Regions from separate parts of the Mus musculus genome. Here all the other regions are linked to region 1. The links are chromatin loops, found by intact Hi-C in ENCODE. Cell type or tissue: left cerebral cortex. All regions are shown on one strand.

Evidence for each region. A loop is a pair of places that touch in the nucleus more often than their neighbours do. Peaks named below come from ENCODE experiments on the same cell type or tissue, not always from the same donor. Only the 100,000 strongest peaks of a DNase experiment are listed, where the experiment ranks them.
Region 2: it touches region 1 in a loop (2.3-fold over the local background); 3 of 42 quality-filtered maps call a loop at or near these places.
Region 3: a loop joins it to region 1, with 1.9 times the contacts of the local background. A loop is called at or near these places in 4 of 42 quality-filtered maps.

The regions. Positions count from the first base shown.
Region 1 is chr6:148,562,477-148,566,476 of GRCm38, forward strand. No RefSeq gene overlaps it. Among named protein-coding and RNA genes, the nearest start is that of Gm36613, 39 kb to the right of the region's middle. In left cerebral cortex, no CTCF peak of the experiment used is centred here; a DNase peak (open chromatin) is centred at 1,966.
Region 2 is chr6:148,620,271-148,624,270 of GRCm38, forward strand. No RefSeq gene overlaps it. Among named protein-coding and RNA genes, the nearest start is that of Gm6313, 8.0 kb to the left of the region's middle. In left cerebral cortex, a CTCF peak has its summit at 2,281; a DNase peak (open chromatin) is centred at 3,007.
Region 3 is chr6:148,685,952-148,689,951 of GRCm38, forward strand. No RefSeq gene overlaps it. Among named protein-coding and RNA genes, the nearest start is that of 4930528G23Rik, 10 kb to the left of the region's middle. In left cerebral cortex, a CTCF peak has its summit at 2,005 (motif pointing left); DNase peaks (open chromatin) are centred at 2,000 and 2,306.

The DNA of each region.
Region 1 (4,000 bases):
AGGCTGAGCCCTCAGACTGGACATTTACGAGTTAAGTACTTACCACATGAACCTCAGAACACAGCAATCTAAATTACTTAAGCAATTTTCTGTTTGATCCTCACAGCAGTGCCTCTGCTGCTGTCCACAGAAAATGAAACAGGGAGAGCCTGCAACTGAGTCACAGGGCCAGGTTCATTAAATGATCATGAAACCCTGAAGCCATCACCTTTACCCTTGCTAATACTATCAATGGTAACTCCAATTACCTTACAATTAGCCTTTATAATCTTACATAATGTACACTTTGCAAATTTTGCAATTTGGCCTTTCCAGGGACCAAATATCTTCTTTGAGAGGAACTGCCATATGCACAATGATGATTAGAGGATTAAAAGCAGGAATCCAGGGTACTCTTATGTTGACATTTTGCATGTGTGCTTTGGAGGAAACCAGAGCTTGATTCATTGTATCTACCTTAAGTTACTGGGGGAGGGGGAGGGGTGGTGTGTGCATTCATGTGCATATATTTGTATAGTCAAGAAGTCTACATCAGGCATCTTCCTCAATTGCTCTCCACTTCATTTTGGGGACAAGATCTCTCACTGAACCAGGAACTCATCATTTGAACTAGGCCAGAGAGCCTCAGGGATCCTCCTGACTCTTTCTTAACCTTGCACTAGTATTACAGGGGCATACAGCACACCAGGCCTTTTATACATGTTCTAGGAATCCCTCAGGTTTTCATGCTTGTATACCAAGCACTCTGCTCACTGAGCAATCTCCCAAGCTCCTGTCTTCGTTTTTAATCAGGTTCCTTTAATCATATAAACCAGGTTGCGAGTTTTAACTATCTCATCATGAAAATTATCACGAGTATAGTTTATTGAGTATAAATGCTTCAAAAAAGATTTTCTTATTTCATAAGAGCAGATTTGTGTGTGTGTGTGTGTGTGTGAGAGAGAGAGAGAGAGAGAGAGAGAGAGAGAGAGAGAGAGAGAGAAAGAGATCTGGATCAACTGGGTTAGGTTATTGCAGCTCCAAGATTATTTTCTTCTATTACCAATACGATTAAATAAAACAATAGCCCTGCTTAAAAATATAAACTTATGTTTGTCCCTTGCCTTACAGTGAGATTTACATCTTGATGAAACCATCATGAGTTGAAAATAATGAATACATCCACCCAGTGAGCATCCTCAGAGCCTTGGGCTCATTTCCACCACTCAGCATTGTGGCAAAGTTCTGCGCTGAGGAGGAAGATTTGGTGAATTATAGTGAACTATAAATGTCAAATGTTACAGGACTTTGTGACAATCCAGGGAGTATCCAATAGCATGAAGTTTATCATTGGTCTTTGGTTACAACCAGAAACTGGAAAGGGAGTAGGAAACATGTGGTGGTTTTGTGTGTCTCTGTACATATTTACTTTCCAGATTAAAAAAAAACCCACAGTTCAAAGACATTAAGAGGCTTAATCAAGTTCAGCCCAACATTGAGAGGGACAGCCATTTCTAACCTGACATTTGGCAGTCTACCTTCTGTCCATAGTCCATTGTCAGATATGGAAGGCAATCTCAGCACCTCCATTGTTTGACTGACAAGTGGTTGAAATGCCTTTTGTCAACAGATGTCACTCAGTGAAAGGAAGGTGAAACAACCACAGCGTTTCAGGAGCTGGGAGTCTCTAATATGGACACCACAGAGTCACTGTCCAGTTAAGTATAGACACAGCCATCCTCTGATATGGAAACAAGAAGTTGCTGATATTCAAGCCACCCTCTGACTTGGAAAGACACAGCTGCTGACAATGAGCTGCCTTGCCAATCAGTCTGTCCCTTAATTTATTGTGAACCACCAAGTATGCTTCAGGAGCATCAGAAGGGCAGACATGTGCATGTGTTCCAGGGATAGCGCACCACAGGAATAAAGATTTTATGCTAATGTGCCTCCCTCCTATTCATTTTGGCATTATGCATTCAAAGGCTCGGTTGGGTTTGCTCTTCTCAATAAGAAAAGCCAAAGAAGGCTGGGAGGAGGAGGAAGAACATTCACATTCCAGGGATCACAGTGGCTCCATGGGCAAACAGCACATTTAGAACTCAGCTTAGGAACTCAGATCTTCCAAACTGTGGAGTCCACAAACAGCCCATTACTCTTCATTGCCAGCAACACCTCCCTTTAGTTCACACCTGTCTAACTACATTATATTTTTATGTAATTCCCAGTAACACCATCTTTTAATTTTATTTGAGGCAAGGTATCATATATCCTCTGCCAGCCTCAGACCCCATGTGTGGCTGAGGATGACCTTGACCTACTGATCTCTACCTCCCAAGTGCTGGGATTAAGCATGTTCAATTTTATATGGTGCTGAGGATGAAACCCATGGCTTGTCCACACTAGGCAAGTACTCTACCAACTGAACTATATTCCCAACGCCTAATAACACAATCTTATAATCTCTCAAGGTGGTAAAGGATTTGTTAAAGGATTATATTTTTCACTAACACTGTAGCATTTGATACTGGATTCTAACCTTGCTCTAATTAGATCCGTTAACTCACGAGTCCTGTGTTCATTATCATACTATAACAGAACATTCACTTCTCTTCTGTCTGCTCAATAAATATTTTCCATAAAATTTTCAATAAAAATTTTGCATCTGGTGATGCAAGTTCACTATGACGTCATCAGGGAGTCAGGGATATGTGATCAGAGCAAAGTCCAAGGCTTTTAAACGCCAATGGTAGGCCAGATAAGCATGTTACATGTGAAATGGTCCCGCGGGTTCATGTGCTTTAATCGTTGGTCCCCAGCTGCTGGTACTGTTCTGGAAGGTTCTAGATGGTTCTAGAAGGTGGTGCCTCATTGAAGGAAGTAAATGACTGGAGTTGAGGATTGATAGTTCACAGCTGGGTTTCTTTTTCTGTTCTCTGCTTCCTGACTGTGTGCAACCTGCCCTTGGTCGGTTCACACTGAGCTGTCATGCCTTCCTCTCCATGCCTTCCTTTCCTGATTTGTCAGCCGTTCAATCATAAAAAGATGGAAAGTAACTAATATGGCAGCAGAGTTCTCAGAGTACTGTGCCAGGTGGAGAGCACTTAAGTCTGCAGGTGGTGCCTTAGGGAGTTAGCTCTGATGAAGCAGAGAAGCCAGAGTAGGAGGTAAGCAGGGCCTAGCCAGCAGGTGTCTGTATGAACGTGGTGCATGCATTAAGAGCTTTGCTCAATATAAGCTCTGCCATTGCTCAGTACTCTTTTAGGAAAACACTTGTCAACAAACTTTCCAGTCACCCTAACTTGAGGAAGATTTTTTCATTCATCTGTCTCTACAATTACAAATGGCACTTTTGTTTTATCATCTAAAAATCAATAAGATGAGTTTGGGATTTTACTCTCAGCCTTTAGTGTAGACAGGAGCTGTTGAGAGCAGTGTCTCCTGCAGGCAGATGAGAATTGCCTATGATCCATTAACTCAATGAGCTGGGAGCATCTTAGTTACTTCAAGGCCATACTATATAAAATGAGCCTTAAGACTAGCAAGTGTCATCTTAGAGCATGTGCTTTCGAGAGCTGTTGTTAATAGCGCAGGTGGCTCCTATTCTCAGCATATTCATTCAAAAACAAAATACCTCCTAAATCAAAACCTAGTCTATCTCTCTAAACAGGATTCACATTCCTACTTCTGGGTACATAGTGATAGAGCATGACAGTTTACTGAGCTTCCTAGGATGTGGCTAAAGAGCTCCCTTCACTTAGTCCTCTTCACTTGGAGCTTGTCAGACACCTTCTTGTATAGCCTCAAAGGAAAATGTTAATAAATTAAAAACAAAATGTAGAAAAGGTTTTGTGTTTTTTAATGGGCTGATACCTATAGGCAGCATGGTTGCTGGGAGTGGGGGAAGGGGATGTTTTCTTCAATAGTGAAGCCACTGGGAGGTTCTCATGCTCCTGGAAGCAACTCTAGTGAAACTTACCTTGTCATAAAAACAGAAAAGTGGAAGCGGGCAGCCAGGAAG
Region 2 (4,000 bases), 58 kb after region 1:
GTGTGGAGTGATGAGATAATCACTCAGCACTCTGGGAAAGCACCCATAATCTTATCAGGAAAGGCTCCTCCTTCCACACCCTAGGTGCCCTTCTCAGCAGTTTGACTAGGTAGCAGCACAGTTTGAACTGGCTTCTCCCTCAGCTCCAGCTCCAGCATTACAAGACAACTGAAGGTCCTGGAGCCAACTCTCCCACTTCAGTCTTTAACCAGAGGTTCCCAGAAACTCTCCATTGTCTACTCTTACAAATGCTGGACTTCATGGGGCCATGGACTGAGCATAGGTGGAGAAAGCCATGGATTCAGACAGTTGGCTACATTAGTTATTCTTAATTAATTACTTGTTCATATCTTATTCTTCTTACATGTGTAAAATGTACGTCATAAATGTGAGTTGCTTCAGTTGTGAGGCTTGAGCGAGATGGTAACAGCAAAGGCAGATTAACCTGGTCAGATTGGTATGGTGGTGCACAACTGTAGTCCCATTACGTGGAAGCCTGAGGCAAGGGGATGGCAAGTTCAAGGCCAAACTGAGATGCATGGTGAGAATCTTTCCATGAGAAAAGGAGAGGAAACTGGACACAGCATCTAGTGGACATGCTTTGCTTCGAAGGTCCATTCCTTGGCAAGCAACGGATTCAGTGCAGTCATAGCACACACAACATAAGTTATAACACAGCGGGACATAGTATGACTACTTTAACCATCACAACAATCCATGAGGGAGACCATGTCATTGTTCCCATTATACACATGAGGAAATCAAGGTTTACAAGCGTTCAATAATTCACCAAGTCACACACGGTTAAGAGTGATCCCATGAGTCTTCCTAACCCAATGCACCCCCTACATCCTCAGAGTCCTGACTGAGTGACCATATAACACAGTGTTGATCCCCAGGTCCAGGCCATCCCTGACCTGAAGCCCTCAGTCATGAGAATACTCCATGACAAGCCATAGTCAGCAGGAAGCATTTATCTATTACATTTTATCCACAAGGCACACGCTGCCCACTCTGTTACTTTTCTCTCCAGAAGGGTGAACATTTTAATGAGAATTCCTGTCTTCTCACACATTCTGCCTTCATTCCTAGCTCTAGACAGACTATCATTAGGTTAGTGGTGTGTCCCACTCTCATCCAAGCTGAATGGATGGCATTGCTCTGCTCAAACCTTCACCCTACTGGTCATTTTCTCAGAGCCTGTGACAATTGTTCTCTTTCTGTCCCCAACACCTCCTACTTCCTTCACCCACTTCTGCTGTATTCTTTCCCTCAGGGAACTTCCCATTTATCCATTCTGAGGACACAAGGCCTACCCTTCTACAGTAGTCTCCACAGAGCACTGCTGTGCCCCAGTCTTCACCAACATCTCTGTGGAACACTATTCTGGGAAAAATAACATCTCTCCATCTCAGGTTCTCTCCAAGCATATGACAGGTCTGAAAATGTATCCGGGGTTGTCTCTTTAAAATGTATGTAGCCAGGGCCATCTCTTTAAACCGTGATTCATCTCTGCTGACCCAGGGTAACACTGGGACATTTTACTTTTTGGGTGTCTTCTATATTTCAGGAGAGAGGAAGTGAGAGTCCCACAGAGACGATGTGTATCATCTCCAGTGTCAAGGTAAGCCCCATCTTCTGGTGAAGCTAGATCAGAGGCAGACTTGAAGAGAGATAGATCTGAGTGTCCGTGTGATTCTAGCATGTAACATGCAGACCTGCCCCTGCATATAATGCTGAGGCCTCTGTTGTACTAGGATACCAGGACTTTTGAAGTTTTGTTCAGTTTCCAAAATCTTCTATGAGACTGTGTCAGTCAGCAAACATGAGACCTTCATCCATAGTAAAAAACAAACAAACAAACAAACAAACAAACAAAAAACAAAAACATAAATTATTTTGATCACTTTACAAAGTAAGCAAGGTATTTCAAACCATGATTTAGCTTTCCATCAATGGGACAAAGCATCCAAGACAAATCTAGTCAAAGGATGAAACGCATTTTTGCTCATTATATCAGAGGCCCCAGCCCATAAGTAGCATGGGCCTGTTACTCTTGGGCTGAGCCTCTCATCATGTCAGGTGTGAGGAGCAGAGGAAAGCTATCTACCTCCTAGCACCCAGGATATAGTGAGACAGAAGAAGGAATTGCCAGAGTTCTGATCTCCACTTCAAGGGCACACTCAAATGACTTAACTTCTGCCTACCAGGTTTCCCTCCTGAAGGTTCCACTGCCTCCCATGTGCCTTTGCAGAGCATTTCAGATCCAACACTCACCTGCTGGATTCAGAAGGAACTGAATAATTAATCTTTTCAACTGTGACACTCTCCTTATGATGTTCACGATAGACTGCTGTTCTCGGTATTTTTATGATTTTTATTTAAATTTACTTTGCTTTGATTTGAGTGATTTGCATTTCTATTTCTCTTATTCTGCTGTCTGCCACTGAAAGTGTTATAATAGCTATTTCTAGCAATCAGCTCCTTCTGCCGAGAGGCATCTCATGGTCTCATTACAAGCCCTCTAAGCTATACTGATTATGGGGATTTCCTGAGACCTCCAGGGTTCTCAGTCCTCTGTTAACATTGTCAGAACATAATTTGGTGAATCTGTGTGTGTTAGCTTGGTTTCTCAGACTTATTAGGCTCATGCCACAGCATTAGCTTATTTAGGGCTAGTTAAAAATGTTCAATGTTTTAGGGCATGTATTGTTCTTGCCGAGCACAGAGTTTGGTTACCAGCACCCACATCAAGTGGCTTACAACAACTGTAACCCCAACTCCAGGAAGATATGATGCCTTTGGCTTCCACAGGCAACAGTACTCATCCGCACATACTCACACATGCACGTGCACTCACACTCATAACTTCAAAATAATTAGAGTAAATACTTTTTAAAATAAACTTCTTGGTACACACTGTATTTAAGTTTTTAAAAGTCACTACACACACTAATTTAGTGACTATGAGTCATTGCTTCTCCGGAGATAGGAGGCTAAGCTCTTGCAGTTCTCTGATCACAACATCACCAACTGCTGTATGTTTCTGCCACCTAACAGCATACACTTATCACAAACAATTGATTGCACAGACTTTGGATGATTTTAAACCAGGAGCTTTGGAGTACATTTGTGCTCCATGGCATCATAACACAAGTCAGTCTCCCATACTCCAAAAAACCACTCCTCTAAGAAACCCTTCATCATCACCCTTGTCAGGTCCTTTTGGAAATTTTCTACAGATTTCTGATTTGCAGAATCTTACTTGGCTTCCAGTGTCACACATATCATATGGCACAGCTAGTATGGGGGGGGGGTGTGTGAGTCAGCCAGTACTGGCCCAGGAGCTAATGACCAACTGACAGACCCTGGGTCACATGGCTGAACTTGGACTTCCTTTGTTTTCATCCTTGAAGCATCCCATGATGCTTATTTCAAATTCAACCACATTTAAAATATTTTCCATAGCCCCATCATAACTTGAAGGTGTCATGTTTTTAATTTCCTGGTGGTTTACTGTATGGAATAGTGAATTTCTTCTACCTATAGGGAGAGGAAATGTATTATATCATTGACTCATTAATATTCCTAATGATGGCTCTCTAGCAAATGGATTTTCCCAGAAGGCCCAACATAGCTTAGGTTTAAGAACACCAGAGAGAATTTAGCCTAAGGTTTACCATCCGCTATAGAAACTGAAATATCAAAAATTAAAACAACTTTACAAATGAAAAAGAAGACAATAAAATGCCACTAAGTCACAATAAAACATCACATAGAGAGAGACAGAGAGAGAGAGAGACAGACAGAGAGAAAAAAAGGACTAATAAGTATGAACGTTGAAACGGGAAAGCACAGTGAGCCAGATTGATGTGGTAGCAAGTCTATAATCCCAACAACAAAAGAGGCCGAGGCAGGATTACAATAAACTCAAGGCCACCTTAGGTTACACAGTAAATCCTGTCTCAATATAAATAACAATACTAAGCCGGACAACAGT
Region 3 (4,000 bases), 120 kb after region 1:
AGAGGAATGGATACAGAAAATGTGGTACATTTACACAATGGAGTACTACTCAGCTATTAAAAAGAATGAATTTATGAAATTCCTAGCCAAATGGATGGACCTGGAGGGCATCATCCTGAGTGAGGTAACCCAATCACAAAGGAACTCTCACAATATGTACTCACTGATAAGTGGATATTAGCCCAGAAACTTAGGATACCCAAGATATAAGATATAATTTGCTAAAAACATTAAACTCAAGAGAACGAAGACCAAAGTGTGGACACTTTGCCCCTTCTTAGAATAGGAAACAAAACACCCATGGAAGGAGTTACAGAGACAAAATCTGGAAGTGTGACGAAAGGATGGACCATCTAGTGATTGCCATATCCAGAGATCCATCCCATGATCAGCTTGCAAACGCTGACACCATTGTATACACTAGCAAGATTTTGCTGAAAGGACCCAGATATAGCTGTCTCTTGTGAGACTATGCCAGGGCCTGGCAAACACAGAAGTGGATGCTCACAGTCAGCTATTGAATGGACCACAGGGCCCCCAATGGAGGAACTAGAGAAAGCACCCAAGGAACTAAAGGGAACTGCAACCCTATAGGTGGAACAACAATATGAACTAAGCAGTACCCCGGAGCTCTTGTCTCTAGCTGCATATGTATCAAAAGATGGCCTAGTCGGCCATCACTGCAAAGAGAGGCCCATTGGACTTGCAAACTTTATATGCCCCAGTACAGGGGAACGCCAGGGCCAAAAAGGGGGAATGGGTGGGTAGGGGAGTGGGGGGGGGGTTATGGGGGACTTTTGGTATAGCATTGGAAATGTAAATGAGCTAAATACCTAATAAAAAATGGAAAAAAAAGAAAAAAAATGATGTTGTTCAGAGACAAAGTTTGGAGCTGAGACGAAAGGATGGACCATGTAGAGACTGCCATATCCAGAGATCCATCCCATGATCAGCTTCCAAACACTGACACCATTGCATACACTAGCAAGACTTTATCAAAAGGACCCAGATGTAGCTGTCTCTTGTGAGACTAGGCCGGGGCCTAGCAAACACAGAAGTGGATGCTCACGGTCAGCTAATGGATGGATCACAGGGCTCCCAATGGAGGAGCTAGAGAAAGTACCCAAGGAGCTAAAGGGATCTGCAACCCTATAGGTGGAACAACATTATGAACTAACCAGTACCCCGGAGCTCTTGACTCTAGCTGCATATGTATCAAAAGATGGCCTAGTCGGCCATCACTGAAAAGAGAGGCCCATTGGACACGCAAACTGTATATGCCCCAGTACAGGGGAATGCCAGGGCCAAAAAAAATGGGAATGAGTGGGTAGAGGAGTGGGGGAGAGGGTATGGGGAACTTTTGGGATAGCATTGGAAATGTAATTGAGGAAATATGTAATAAAAAAAATGATGTTGTTCTATGCTGTGTGGTTTTTTTATTTTCTCTACGTCCTATTCACACCAAGGAATCCAGATATGAGCACAAATTAAATCGATTTTTTCTTTATTTCTTTGAATCCTAACAACAGCTGGTAAACAAGAATTTAAAAGCCACTAAAATATTTTATCTTTTATAAATAATAAATTATGTGTTTGCTTGACACTCTCCCTTGGTGATCTAGTAGTTGCTGCCATTGAACACTCAGGATGAACAAACAGGTCCCTGAAGTTATTAAACATCATTGTCGTCAGAAAGATAGATGAAGAGCTGTAGTCTTCACTGCAGAAATCTGGTGCCCCAAGGTGCTCAAAACAGCAAGCACACATGAGCACCTGTGTGTGCCAATGCATTATTCCTGCTCCAAATTAATATCTTAGCTTTTCCTATCCTGCTTTTTATTCATAGTCTTTATAATGTAAACCTGCACGGATGAAAGCTAGCCTGGCATTCCTCCCATTAGCATGAGTGACAAGTTGACCCACAAATTCTACTCTACATTATTGCTTATGAAGCCCAGTTAATCTGTGGAAAGAAAAATATCGGTGTTATCTTCTGATGCAGATGCTCTCTGGCTCTGCAGCCCCCTGCTGGTGATGCACTGAACAGAACTGTGCTGTTGGTAATTGGAGGCAACCCAAGCCAGCTGGAGTGGAACCCACCCCCACCTCCCCCCCCCCACCCACCACCCCCCCCCCCCCCCCGCATCCCTCAGGTCAGACAAAGACTCCCAGGGAGCACACGAAACAAATGTGATATTTGAGAAAGGGAGGGGGCATTTAAAATAAATTCAGTTCCCTTGTGTTTGATTCCCACCTAACCTCCTTTCTAAAATAATCTGTCTGAGAACATACTCATGGGCACATAGCCACCCCTCCCATCTTTCCAGTTCTTCTTCTCTACGATTTTTTACAAACGTAAGTCATAATTCCAATCCAGAATTTTACTGAGGCTATGTACTCCTCTGACTAGAAATCCATGCAGATGATAACTTGAAGTAGAGAGGTCACCAAAGCCTTATAAAATGTTGGCCCAAAATGCATAGTAAACATCCTGTCTTCACCCCAATCTCCTTTCCCAATAGGGAAAGCATAACATCCAAGGATTTTTTTTTTTTTTTTTTTTTTTTTAGCAGTGGATGGTGTGATGTCTGTAATCCTGGTACTTGGGAGGTTGAGGCAGGAAGATCAGGATTTCAAGGTTATCCTCAATAACAAAGCAAGCTTGAGACCAGTCTGGGCTACAAGAAAACAAGTCTTAAAGAATAGGCAATAAATAAATAATTTAAGGGCTGGGAAGATGGTTCAGTGGTTAAAGTGTTCACCCCACAACTGAGAGGATTCCTAGAACCCACATAAATGCCTGGTAGGCATGGTGGTCCATCTGAAATTCCTAGAGCCACAAGATGCCTAGCAAGACTATCCATATAGATGAGCTCTGAGTTTGATTGAGAGACCCTGCCTCATTAAATAACATGGAAAGCCACCAAGGATGATTCTTGCCATCAGTCTTGAACCTCCATATGCACAGGTACACAGGAGAAACACACACACACACACACACACACACACACACAAATGGAAAAAGAAATAGGGCATCTGGTATTTTGCCTGGGGTCTGATTGCCCTGAATCCAGGAATGAGTTCTCAGAGGAACAAAATTCATAGCCTCATTTGAATTAAAAACATGAAATTACATCAAGTAAGTCCAATTTGTTATTTCATAAATAAAACTGATTTGGGTCAAATAGGTCAAATGGTAGACATCATTCATAAAATTAATAAGTTAAACCTGAACATTTTAATAAAATATTAAAGCAAATATTCATGTTATATATAAATGCATAGCATCACCATTTTATTTTAAAGTATTTATCTTAAAGTACTGTTTAATAAGTAAACTATGGTATTCCCATTAATAACTGATTCTAACTTCTTGGATTGAGCAAGAAGCCTTTAAGAGAATAACAGTGCCAGCAAAAACTCCTTAGATGAAGTAAAGCCTGTCTATATGTTTCCTGAAATCTTGGAGAGGAAATAACACTGGAACAACATATTATTTTCTGTCATTATGATGGATGATCTAGGAAAATCAACTAGAAAGAGGAAAGATTTATTTTGGCTCCCAGTTTCAGAGGGATCGGCCTTGTCAGCTGGCTTTATTGTCAGAGGGTTGTATGTGGTAAGAAAGAACATCATGGACAAGTGTGTGGTGGAACAAAGCTGCCTCCCTAATGAGAGAGAGAAGGCAGGTTTTAGAGTCCAATTGCCCCTCCAAGGGACACTCCAATGGCATAACGTTCCACTGGGTCTCATCACCTAAAGGTTCTACTACCTCCTAACACCACCACCCTGGGGACCAAACCTCAGCACACTGCATTTGAGGTCGTCTAAGATATAACCTGTGGCCTAGAGACATGGCTTAGCAATTAAGAGTGCTCTCAGAAAGAACGTACATTCAGTGCCAGCACTGTATCAGGTGGCTCACAACTAGCTGCCTGTAATTCCAGATTCAGTGGATCTAATGCTCTCTTCTAGCCTCTTCCCTCCGACACAGACACAC